Linked DNA regions of Homo sapiens: region 2 is linked to region 1. The links are chromatin loops, found by intact Hi-C in ENCODE. Cell type or tissue: PC-3. All regions are shown on one strand. Each heading gives the region's core, and the rest is flanking DNA. Links, peaks and the distances in the headings are about the cores only. Region 1 overlaps CNKSR3 (CNKSR family member 3). Region 2 overlaps IPCEF1 (interaction protein for cytohesin exchange factors 1).

Evidence for each region. Hi-C counts contacts between places; a loop is a spot of excess contacts. Peaks named below come from ENCODE experiments on the same cell type or tissue, not always from the same donor. Only the 100,000 strongest peaks of a DNase experiment are listed, where the experiment ranks them.
Region 2: a loop joins it to region 1, with 9 times the contacts of the local background. A loop is called at or near these places in 1 of 110 quality-filtered maps.

The regions. Positions count from the first base shown.
Region 1 is chr6:154,384,529-154,389,916 of GRCh38, reverse strand. CNKSR3 (CNKSR family member 3) reads left to right here. Exons shown (of 13, transcript NM_173515.4): 13 at 1-2,402. Among named protein-coding and RNA genes, the nearest start is that of IPCEF1, 30 kb to the right of the region's middle. In PC-3, for the core only: no CTCF peak of the experiment used is centred there; a DNase peak (open chromatin) is centred at 2,336; H3K27ac peaks cover 903 bases.
Region 2 is chr6:154,195,291-154,200,678 of GRCh38, reverse strand. IPCEF1 (interaction protein for cytohesin exchange factors 1) reads left to right here. Exons shown (of 12, transcript NM_001130700.2): 10 at 639-1,011. It also overlaps a transcript of OPRM1 not described here. Among named protein-coding and RNA genes, the nearest start is that of OPRM1, 160 kb to the right of the region's middle. In PC-3, for the core only: no CTCF peak of the experiment used is centred there; a DNase peak (open chromatin) is centred at 3,338; H3K27ac peaks cover 317 bases.

The DNA.
Region 1 (5,388 bases), core at 295-5,294:
TCCATTTGTTTGTGTCTTCTTTAATTTATTTCATCAGTATTTTGTAGTTTTCAGTATACAAGTCTTTCACCTCCTTAGTTAAGTTTATTCCCAAGTATTTTATTATTTTGGGTGCTATTATATATGGGATTGTTTCGCTAATTTCCTTTTTAGATAGTTCTGTGTTAATGTATAGAAATCGCAACTGATTTTTGTATGTTGATTTTGTATTATGCAACTTTATTGAATTCCTTTATTCTAACATGTTTAAAAAATGGAGTCTTAGGGCGTTCTATATATGAGACGATGTCATCTGAAGACAGGGACAAAACAATTCTACAGTCCATATGAAACCACAAAAGACCATGAATAGCCATATCAATCTTGAGAAAGAAGAACAAAGATAGAGGCATCACATTGCTTGATTTCAGAATGTATAACAAAACTACAGTAATCAAAACAGTATGTTACTGGCCAACAGATAGACATATATGTGAATGGAACAGAATAGAGAGTCCAGAAATAGATTCACATGTATATTGTCAACTGATCTTCAACAATGGTGCCAAGAATACATAATGGGGAAAGGATAGTCTCTTCAACACATGGTATTGAGAAAATCAGATATCCATGTGCAAAAGGGGGAAACTGGACTTTTATCTTACATCACATACAAAACCCAACTCAAAATGGATTAAAGATTTAAACATAAAATCTGAAGCTGTAAAACTCCTAGAAGAAAACATAGGCGAAAAGCTCTTTGACATTGGTCTTGTCAATGATTTCATGGATATGACCCCCAAAACACAGGCAACAAAAACAAAAATAAGCAAAGTTACATCAAATCACAAAGCTTCTCACAGCAAAGGCAACAATCAACAGAGTGAAAAGAAAACCTATGAAATGGGAGAAAGTATTTGCAAGCGATGTATGTGATAAGGGTTGACATCTAAAATATGTAAGGAATTCATAACTCAATAGCAAAAAAAAAAAAACCCAATTTTTACAAATGGGCCAAGGATCTGAATAGCATGGGCTCTGGCATCTTGAACAGCAATGAAAGAAGCTAGTTGACACATTGCGAGAGTATAGGGATATTAACCTCTCATGGGCAAATTCTCATCAATGAGAGGAAATGGGAGGCTCCCAGAGGATAAAAGGTGCTCATCATCACTGATCATCAGGGCAATGCAAATCAAAACCACCGTGAGATATCAACTCTCACCTGTCAGGATGGCTATCATTGAAGAACCAAAACACAACAAATATTGGTGAAGAAGTGGACAAATTGGAACCCTTGCATACTGTTGATGGGAATGCAAAATGGTGCAGCCACTAAGGAAAACAGTATGGGTGTTCCTAAAAAATGTAAAAATAGAACTGCCATGTGACCTAGCAACCCTATTTCTGGATATTTATCCAAAAAAATTGAAATCAGGATCCCAAAGAGGTATTAGCATTTGCAGGTTCATTGCCGCATTATTCACAATATCCAAGATACACAAACAATCTAAGCGTCCATCGGCGGAGAAATGAATAAAGAAAATGTATATACACATACAATGGAATACTATTTAGCTTTTAAAAAGAAGGAAATTCTGCAATTATTCAACAACATGGATAAATCTTAAGGACATTACGCTAAGTGAAATAAACTATTAACAGAAAGACTAATATGGCAGGATTCAATTTATGTGGGATATTTAAAATAGTCAACTTCATAGAACCAAAGAGTGAAATGATGGTGGCCAGGGGCTGAGGGGAGTGGGGAGTTACTAATCAATAGGCATAAAGTTTCAGTGAAGTCAGGTGAATAAGCTCTAGAGATTTGTGGTACAATATTGCACCTATAGTCAACAATACTGCAGTGTACACTGAACAATTTGTTAAGATAGATCTCACCTTGTGTTCTTACTGAAAAAAAAAAAGAAAGAAAATAGAACAGAAAAGCAATTGGATTTTAATTCTGGAAACTCCTTTCTCTTCCTTACATCCAGGAAATTTGCTGTTTATTTTGAAAAGCAAATTTAAACCTATTTAAGGGAGAGAGAGCTCTTGTAAAAATTCATTTATTAGTTCTGGACCAATGTTATTTATAAGCTATTATTTCAAATGATAAAAAATAAATGCATAATACATTTGATGATAGAACATTTTTCTTTTTAAATAAGGCCTGATTTTTCAAAAAGCATTGAATATGTTTGTTTCTAATTTCCAAAGCTTGACAGTTTCTTATGTTTCATTAAAAGCAGAAGAATTGTTATGTATGCATGTTCATATCACTTTTGAATGACTCATGTGGCTACAAATGCAGCAATCTGTGGTTATCATGGACCATGAACTAGATAAACATTCCTGCTTTTCTTAACATTCCTTTCCTGTGCCTCATTAACTAATGTACATAATAAAACATCTTTATTTCATTTTCTTTGCAGCAAAATGCCTAATACATTTTATTAGTTATGTAAAATTGTGCACTCTGCGGTTAGCTTATTATTTTCTTTTGTAGTTTCCTTTTCATTTGGAAAAGAGTGAAATGCTAGATGCATTGATGTGCAGGCTAAAAAAATCAGTCATGCAAAGTATGGTCATGGTCCCTGCAGGAAACAGATGATACCCTCAAACAGGGTCATCATTGAGTGTTGTGAAGGGGTTATTTACAAAAGTGTAGATAGATTTGGAGCTTCCACAAGGGACTGGTGAAGCATCCCAGCACCAGCAAGGAGGAGTGAACGGGTTAGGGGAGGAAGAGGTCCCTGGAACCCAGGGTGAACGCAGCAATAGAAGGGAGGGGATCCGCATTAGGAGTCATGATCTTTGGGTTTGTTTGTTTGTTTGTTTTTTAGAGACAGGGTCTTGCTCTGTTGCCCAGGCTGGAGTGCAGTGGTGCAATCACGGCTCACTGCAGCCTCAAACTTCTGGGCTCAAGCAATCCTCCTGCCTCAGCCTCCTGAGTAGCTAGGAATGTAGGCATGCACCACCATATACAGCTAATTTTTAGAATTTTAGTAGAGACAGGGTCTTGCTAAGGGGCCCAGGATGGTCTCAAACTCCTGAGCTCAAATGATCCTCCCAAGGTGCTGGGATTACTGGTGTGAGCCAGAATTACAGTGGACCGGGCTGGTCTTGAACTCCTAGGCTCAAGGGATTCTCCTGCCTCAGCCTCCCAAAGTGCTAGGGTTACAGGTGTGAGAGCCACCATGCCCGGCCAATAATTCTTTTTCAACTAGAATGAAGTAATTTACCCTTCATGTTTTGATAATTGCCCTATTTATTTGGAGACTTTTTCTTTTTTCCTTTGGAATGTTAAGTTTTGATAACTTAATTCCATTTTGTTTTATTTTATTTTATTTTTGAGACAGTCTTGCTCTATCACCCAGGCTGGAGTTCAGTGGCAGGATCTCGGCTCACTGCAACCTCTGCCTCGTGGGTTGAAGCCATTCTCCTGCCTCAGCCTCCCCAGTAGCTGGGATTACAGGAATTCACCATCACACCCAGCTATTTTTTGTATTTTTAGTAGAGATGGGGTTTCACCATGTTGGCCAGGCTGATCTTGAACTCCTGACCTCGTGATTCACCTGCCTTAGCCTCCCAAAGTGCTGGGATTACAGGTGTGAGCCACCATGCCCAGCTGCACTTAATTCCATTTTACAAGAGAAGAGCTCTACAGCGGAAGCTTGCCTTTGGACTTGTGGGCTGTCCACTGTCATTTTGATCCCAGGGATGGACAGATGAAGGGTAGTGGAGAAAATGTGTGCTCTGTGCTAGGGAAGAGGGACACAGGAGGGAGAAATAGAAATACGGAGACCCAGGAAATTGTGGATCTTTGTATTTATGTAATCCATAATGCTGTTTTTTGGGGGGGGGGGGTTTGTGGGTTTTTTTTTTTGTTTTTTTTTTTTGAGACAGTGACCTGCTCTGTTGCCCAGGCTAAAATGCAGTGGTACAATCATAGCTCACTGTAACCACAAACTCCTGGGCTCAAGCAATCCTCTCACCTCAGCTTTCAGAGCAGCTGGAACTATAGGCATGCACCACCACACCTGGCTATTTTATTTTATTATTTTTGTAGAGACGGGGTCTCATTATGTTGCCCAGGCTGGTCTTGAACTAGTGTTGGGAATACAGGTGTGAGCCACCACACCTGGATTCATAGTGCTTTTAAATCGCTTTTACATGGAAGGTTTTAGGACTGTCAGTCCGTAGTGTAGAAAGATGCCTTCAGGAAATTTGGACATTTCATTCAAGAGGGAATAGACTAAGTGATCTGCTTCATAAATCTAGCAGCTTATGTATTGTGTCTTGTTCTTTCCAAAGAATTATGAGTGAGTTGAGGGACGGGGAGGAGACACTGGGGAGTTGCCTCATCTAAATAGGATAAAAACGATCAAGTGGGTCCTTAGTTTGGATGGGGTAGGATGATGTTCTTTTCTTCCTCAGCAAAAGAAGAAAGGCCCTAGGATGTAGGAAGCAGAGCCCATTTAGAAGGAACCATTGCTTCTGCTGCTCTTCTTTCCCAGAAAGGTGGTGGCTCTCCTGACACCAGGACAGTGGCTCCTGGCTCTCCAGGCTGTGCTGCAGTGTAGGACCCTGCTGTGCAAATCACCAGGGGCTGAGATTTGCTCCAGGTTGCTGTTATACCACAAAACTGGAACACTGGCAAAATGAAGGGTCTAAGACCTGAGAGTGAAGCCTCAGCAGACTCACAGTGCATGCTGATTGGATTCGGAGAAAACTTAGAACTATTCTCTGAACAGACAAGATTGGAAAGGACAAACATTCCTGCTCCCAGGAAGGTAATGCCAGGTTGGGGAGAGGGGAGGAAAAAGGGAAAGAGTGAGGAAGAGACCTTCTGATCGAGTCCCTGTTCCACAGGATTTTATGTCTTTTATGTATTTTTATTATTTATTTATTTATTTATTTTTGAAGACAGAGTCTGTCTCTGTCATCCAGTCTGGAGTGTAGTGGCGTGATCTCAGCTCACTGCAACCTCTGCTTCTCGGATTCAAGCAATTCTCCTGTCTCAGCCTCCCGAGTAGCTGGGATTACAGGCACATGCTACCATACCCAGCTAATTTTTGTGTTTTTAGTAGACAGGTTTCACTGTGTTGCCCAGGCTGGTCTCGAACTCCTGACCTCAAGTGATCCGCCCTCCTTGGCCTCCCGAAGTGCTGGGATTACAAGGCATCATCCACTGAGCCTGCCAATTTTATGTCTTATTGCAAGTTCCTAAGGGGCATGCATATAACAACTCACTGCTCAGCCTAAAAGGTTTTCCACGCTGAGCAGAGACCTGCTGATTCCTTGAGGGCAAGATCTTTGCTTTCTTGATACCTCCCAGAAACCTGGGAAAATGTCTGGCACATGCTACTGGTAGATTCTCTCATAAATTCATCTTGAATTTGATTA
Region 2 (5,388 bases), core at 232-5,231, 190 kb after region 1:
CATGATCTTAGCTCGCTGCAATCTCTGCCTCCCAGGTTCAAGTGATTCTCCTGCCTCAGTCTCCTGAATAGCTGGGACTACAGGTGCGCGCCACCAAGCCAGGCTAATTTTTGTATTTTTAGTAGAGATGGGGTTTCAACATACTGGCCCGGCTGGTCTCAAACTCCCGGCCTCAGGTGATCTGCCTGTCTCGGTCTTCCAAAGTGCTGGGATTACAGGCATGAGCCATCGCACCCAGCCTCTCCTTTTTCATAATTATCTTTCTTGTTCCATCAGTGTGAATTCAGTGATAGATTGCAAATTATATTTTGCTCAAAGTGTAATGCAGTATTCTGAAGCATTCCCAAAAGAGGCCTTTTAAGTTTCTGGAGAGCATTGAAGAATAGGACAAATCATGATAAGGAGATTTTTCAGATCCTAGAACAGTGAATTTAAAGTTACATAAATCAGTTTTGGAGAATGAAATCCTAATGTGTGTCAAACAGAAATAAATATCATATCTTTACCTTTTGACTCTTTTATTATTGGTCACTTTTTGAAATAACACGGGGACACCGTGATTGAAAATAAAAGGTAGAGAATGATGGTTTAATCATGATGTCTTTTATTCTTTTTTTGGTTTTATTTGTGAAAAATAGACTGCACAGCAGGCATCTTCATCCTCACCCAGCCTGAGTGGAACGTCGTATTCTTTCTCTTCCCTGGAAAATACAGTGAAGACACCCAGCAGTTTTCCTTCCTCCTTATCTAAAGAGAGACAATCCTTGCCTGACACAGTTAACAGTTTGTCTGCTGCTGAAGATGAGGGACAACCAATAACGTTTGCTGTGCAAGTTCATTCACCTGTACCCTCAGAGGCAGGCATCCACAAGGCCCTGGAAAACAGTTTTGTCACATCAGAAAGTGGATTTTTGAACTCTTTATCTAGTGATGATACTTCTTCATTGAGTAGCAATCATGACCATCTTACTGTCCCAGATAAGCCTGCTGGATCAAAGATCATGGACAAAGGTAAACCAATAAATTATTTATTCTTCGTTAGAGAGTGAATATTTGTTTGTATATGGAACTGTAATATTAATTTGTAACAAGAATGGTTAAACTCATGAATGATGATTCAATAATTAGTCAAGTGGGGCTATGCCCAGAGGTTGCTTTGTAGAGGAGTTTGCATGTGGACAACTCCAGCTACTAGGCCACTAATTACTTGCTATAAGTGTCACTAACCAATTGCTTCAGAACTCCAAGACATGTGATCATAAAATAATGATACTTTTCCACCAATCGGAGAAAAAACTTGCCTCTTTTTTGGTCCCATGTCCCATGCGCTGGAGCCTGTGGTGGTTAAATCAGGATTTTGTAGTCTGGTATTCATAACATCACCTTGATAGTTCAAAATGAGCTTAGATCAGCCACTTTCTCTGGGCTGTGCCCCAGACAGTATCTAATTCTTAGCCTGTCGGCTCCTGAATGTTCCTGTGTGGTTGATGGGAAGACAGACAATTTGCATGCACTTTGTGCAGCATTAGAACCTTTACATATAAAGGAGAGCACAACTCATGCGTTCAGAAAACATTTTAAGTCTTAACAAAGGAAAGAATTAATTGTGTGTGGAAGTTAATAATATGAGGTTTAAAAAATACTCTGATAACTGGTCCTTGTCTTTTATCCAGGACTAACTTATTTTTATTACTGTTCAATCGTGACGTATCTTTTCTGATTGTGCGCTATTCATTCTGCTGTAAAACACGCTTACCTGATGGAAGATACTGAGCAGTGAAAGAATGATGAGTTTGGTTTGTATATTTTTGGTGTGCCATTGAGAGAAAGTTGACTTGCTAAATTCTCATAATCACTTGCCAGAGTGTCTAATGACATAGATGACTGCTCTCTCCTCTCCTCTAGCCTAATCAGGGAATGTTTCTTTAAGTTCTCAAATTTCAGATGGGTACCCTGCTAATTTAATTTTTGGTATCAGCGTAATTTGCCCAAGGATCACAACTGCAGAACAAGTTGTGTGTGTGTGTGTGTGTGTGTGTGTGTGTGTATGTAATATTTTAAAAGTATGTAAATTTCATTACTCAGCCTGGTAACTAATTCTCCAAGTTATAACAGTTGTCACCACTCTCTGAGGCCTTACCTAAAGATGCTTTACACAGACCTGCCTGGCCTCTGATGGCATTTTTCTTATACTTCTCCCCTTTATTTAGGCCAACTATCTAGATTAGAAGAACTGGAGTAAATAAAGTCTGGCAAACCAACCTATTTCTAGAGGTGAATGAGTAGCATAGGGAGGAGAAAGGAAACCTTGTCACTGAGGAATGGAGAGGGCTGAAGATTGGACTGTGAGGAAGAGTAGTCTCAACCCGCCCTCAGGTTTGTGAGTTGCTGTCGTTTGGTGAAAGTATTGAGCTTAATTGTATCTCCTTGGAAGCACAGAATTGAGTTCAATGGTGCAAGTCAAAAGGAGATAGATTCATGCTCAGCATAAGAACTTTTTTTTGATGTTGTGAACTCTTCAAAAAATAGAATGGGTTCCTTGGAAAGGAATGCATTCCTTATCACTGGAGGTCTTTACTCATTCTGAGACAAACATTTTCATTGAATATTGATTGCCTATTGTGTATTGGTCACACCTCTTGTTCTTGAAAAGATATACTGAAGAGAGAATTTAAGCATCTTGAACTAGATGACCTCTATCTTGATGCTTAGAAGAGACTTCCAGATATAGGACTGGTGAAACTAAAGAAAATAATAAAAAGTACTACATCTATTATTTTTCTCCTACAAACGCTTACTTTAATCACTGGGTCGTAAGTAGAACTAAAAAAATTTCAAACACACACACACACCCCCCAGGATGAGCATAGCTTCAAAAACATACTAGAGAATAAAATCCCATTTGCATTCTTTCCCAAGAGATAACCCTGGAGGTTGAGGGTTTTCTTTTAGGACCATAGCCAGAGACATGGGAAGATGCAACAGTCCTTGTTCCTGGCTAAATGCCATTCCAGGATTGCATGTGCTGTAGAGCCTGGCTGGGTACCACCAGCCCTTTTAATGTAAGAATGAAGCAACCTGGTATTATTTAGTTTTGAGTTACATGCAGAGTGACCAGCAAAATCTGTATACTTCTTCAAACAGCTCAATGTGACAGTATTCCTCTTGGTAAAAAGGAAAAGAAAATGAAAGTATTTTTTTTCTCTCATTGATTTGTTGGCAGTTCTCATATGCTACAGAATTTTTGCTGATGATTTTCTTCTGCTGCTGGGGATTTGGTTAAATTCCCAGAAGAACTGAACCACTTAAAGTCATCTCTATGGAAACAGCAACCCAATCTTTGCTTGCATTTGTGATGACTTGCTGTTGAGTAATCAAATTTCATATTGTGCATTTTTTTTTACATGTGTGTTTATGTGTTGCAGACAAAGGTAGCTTTTCATTTTTGTGACTTTTAAAAGGTATTGTTTTTGAGTTACTAATAAAAAATTCCTGAAATTCTTGTGTCTGAAATTGTTCAAGGTGTTTTTATATCAGGGATAGAAATCTTAACATGGTTCAAAATGAGAGCTAGGATTTTAAAAGATTAAGTCCCAGTCTCAGGATGCATTTGCTGGAAGAAGAGGCTTTCATCCTAGCAAAGATTCTTAAAGATTAATAACTGAGTCCTGAAACAAGCAGACAGTACATATTACAGTCTTCCTTTTATTTAGACAATGAAAGAAATATTTTTGCAGTTAGTATGCAATTAAAATTGTGGTTGCTAGGATTTTATGCTGAATTTAAATACTCTGTTAGACATTTTCTCCTGTAGTGTTAAGCTATTGAAAAAATAAAATCAGGGTGTTAATTGCCTCCTATTGCCTTTCTTCACTGAGAGTTCCAGGTTCCAGAGCTCTAGGAATTATTCACTGATTATTTTCACAAAGCATAATGGGAAAAGAGGTGAGAGGGTTAATGACATGTTCATTTCAGCTCAATTTTACCCTGTGCTCCTCATTTCTTTTGTTAGAAATTTTTTGAACCATGACTTATGCCTGTGTGATAGTAAGTCACATATGTACAACACACACTACCTGCTGACAATGTGGAGACAATGTCACTTCTACTTAATGAATGAAGAAACCTTACTCTGGATGCTGAAAAGCTGCATGTCAGCAAATAAGACGAATACCCAATTTATACAAATAAATTATCAGGTATAAGCACAGCCAGAATTGATCTGGGAGTCATGTAGATAACAAGCTTAATTAAAAAAAATAAAACATTGTTAAAGAAGAGGCAGGCATTCTAGAGCATGCATGATGTTTCAGGAAAGTGACATGAATGAGCCAGATTTTAGGATTTAAAAAATATTAACAAAATTGTACACAATCTGAGTGTGAACAGTACTTTAGCTAGCTACTTTGAGAGTTGCTGTTGGAATCATGCAGTATGCCTCCTCAGGAAGTATGTAATAAAAAATAAGTCCAAAACTGGACTCCATTCAATTTTGCATTATTATATTGTGTATATATCATTTTTTTGAGTACCTAACATACATGTGCTGATGTACTTTGTGCTAAAGTGAATAAAATGTGAACCAGGGGGACTGGGCAGGGTGGCTCACATCTGTAATCCCAGCACTTTGTGAGGCCGAGGTAGGCGGATCACGAGGTCAGGAGTTCGAGACCAGCCTGGCCAACATAGTAAAACCCTGTCTCTACTAAAAATACAAAAATTAGCCAGGTATGGTGGCACACACCTGTAATCCCAGCTACTCTAGAGGCTGAGGCAGGAGAATTGCTTGAACCTGCGAGGCAGAGGTTGCAGTGAGCCGAGATTGCACCACTGCACCCCAGCCTGGGTGACAGAGCAAGACTCCGTTTCAAAAAAAAAAAAAAAAAATTGTGAACAAGGTACAATTCTGGTCTAAAAAATGTTAACACCTAATGGGCTGAGTGGGAGGAACTAGACACATTTAACAAAAGAAAGCAGAGTAAAATAGGTGCCACAGAAGAGATACAGAGCACTCCAGAGAGAGGTTTAAAAGAGAGCAGGGACCCAAGACAAGATCTCATCTAAGTGGCAAGATATGTACATGGAGAAGGGAGGCGTGGGTAAAGGGGATGGAAAGGACATTTGGTTGAGGTTGAATACTGGGATAGGTGTTCCTTAATTTAAACAGCTAATGGATGACCATTTCTCATCAGGGTGAGTTGGAAGTATGCTTTAGAAAAATTATTGTAGCTGGGCCAGGCACGGTGGCTCACACCTGTAATCCCAGCACTTTGGGAGGCCGAGGTGGGCGGATCACAAGGTCAGGAGATCGAGACCATCCTGGCTAACATGGTGAAACCCCATCTCTATTAAAAACACAAAAAATTAGCCAGGTGTGGTGGCGGGCGC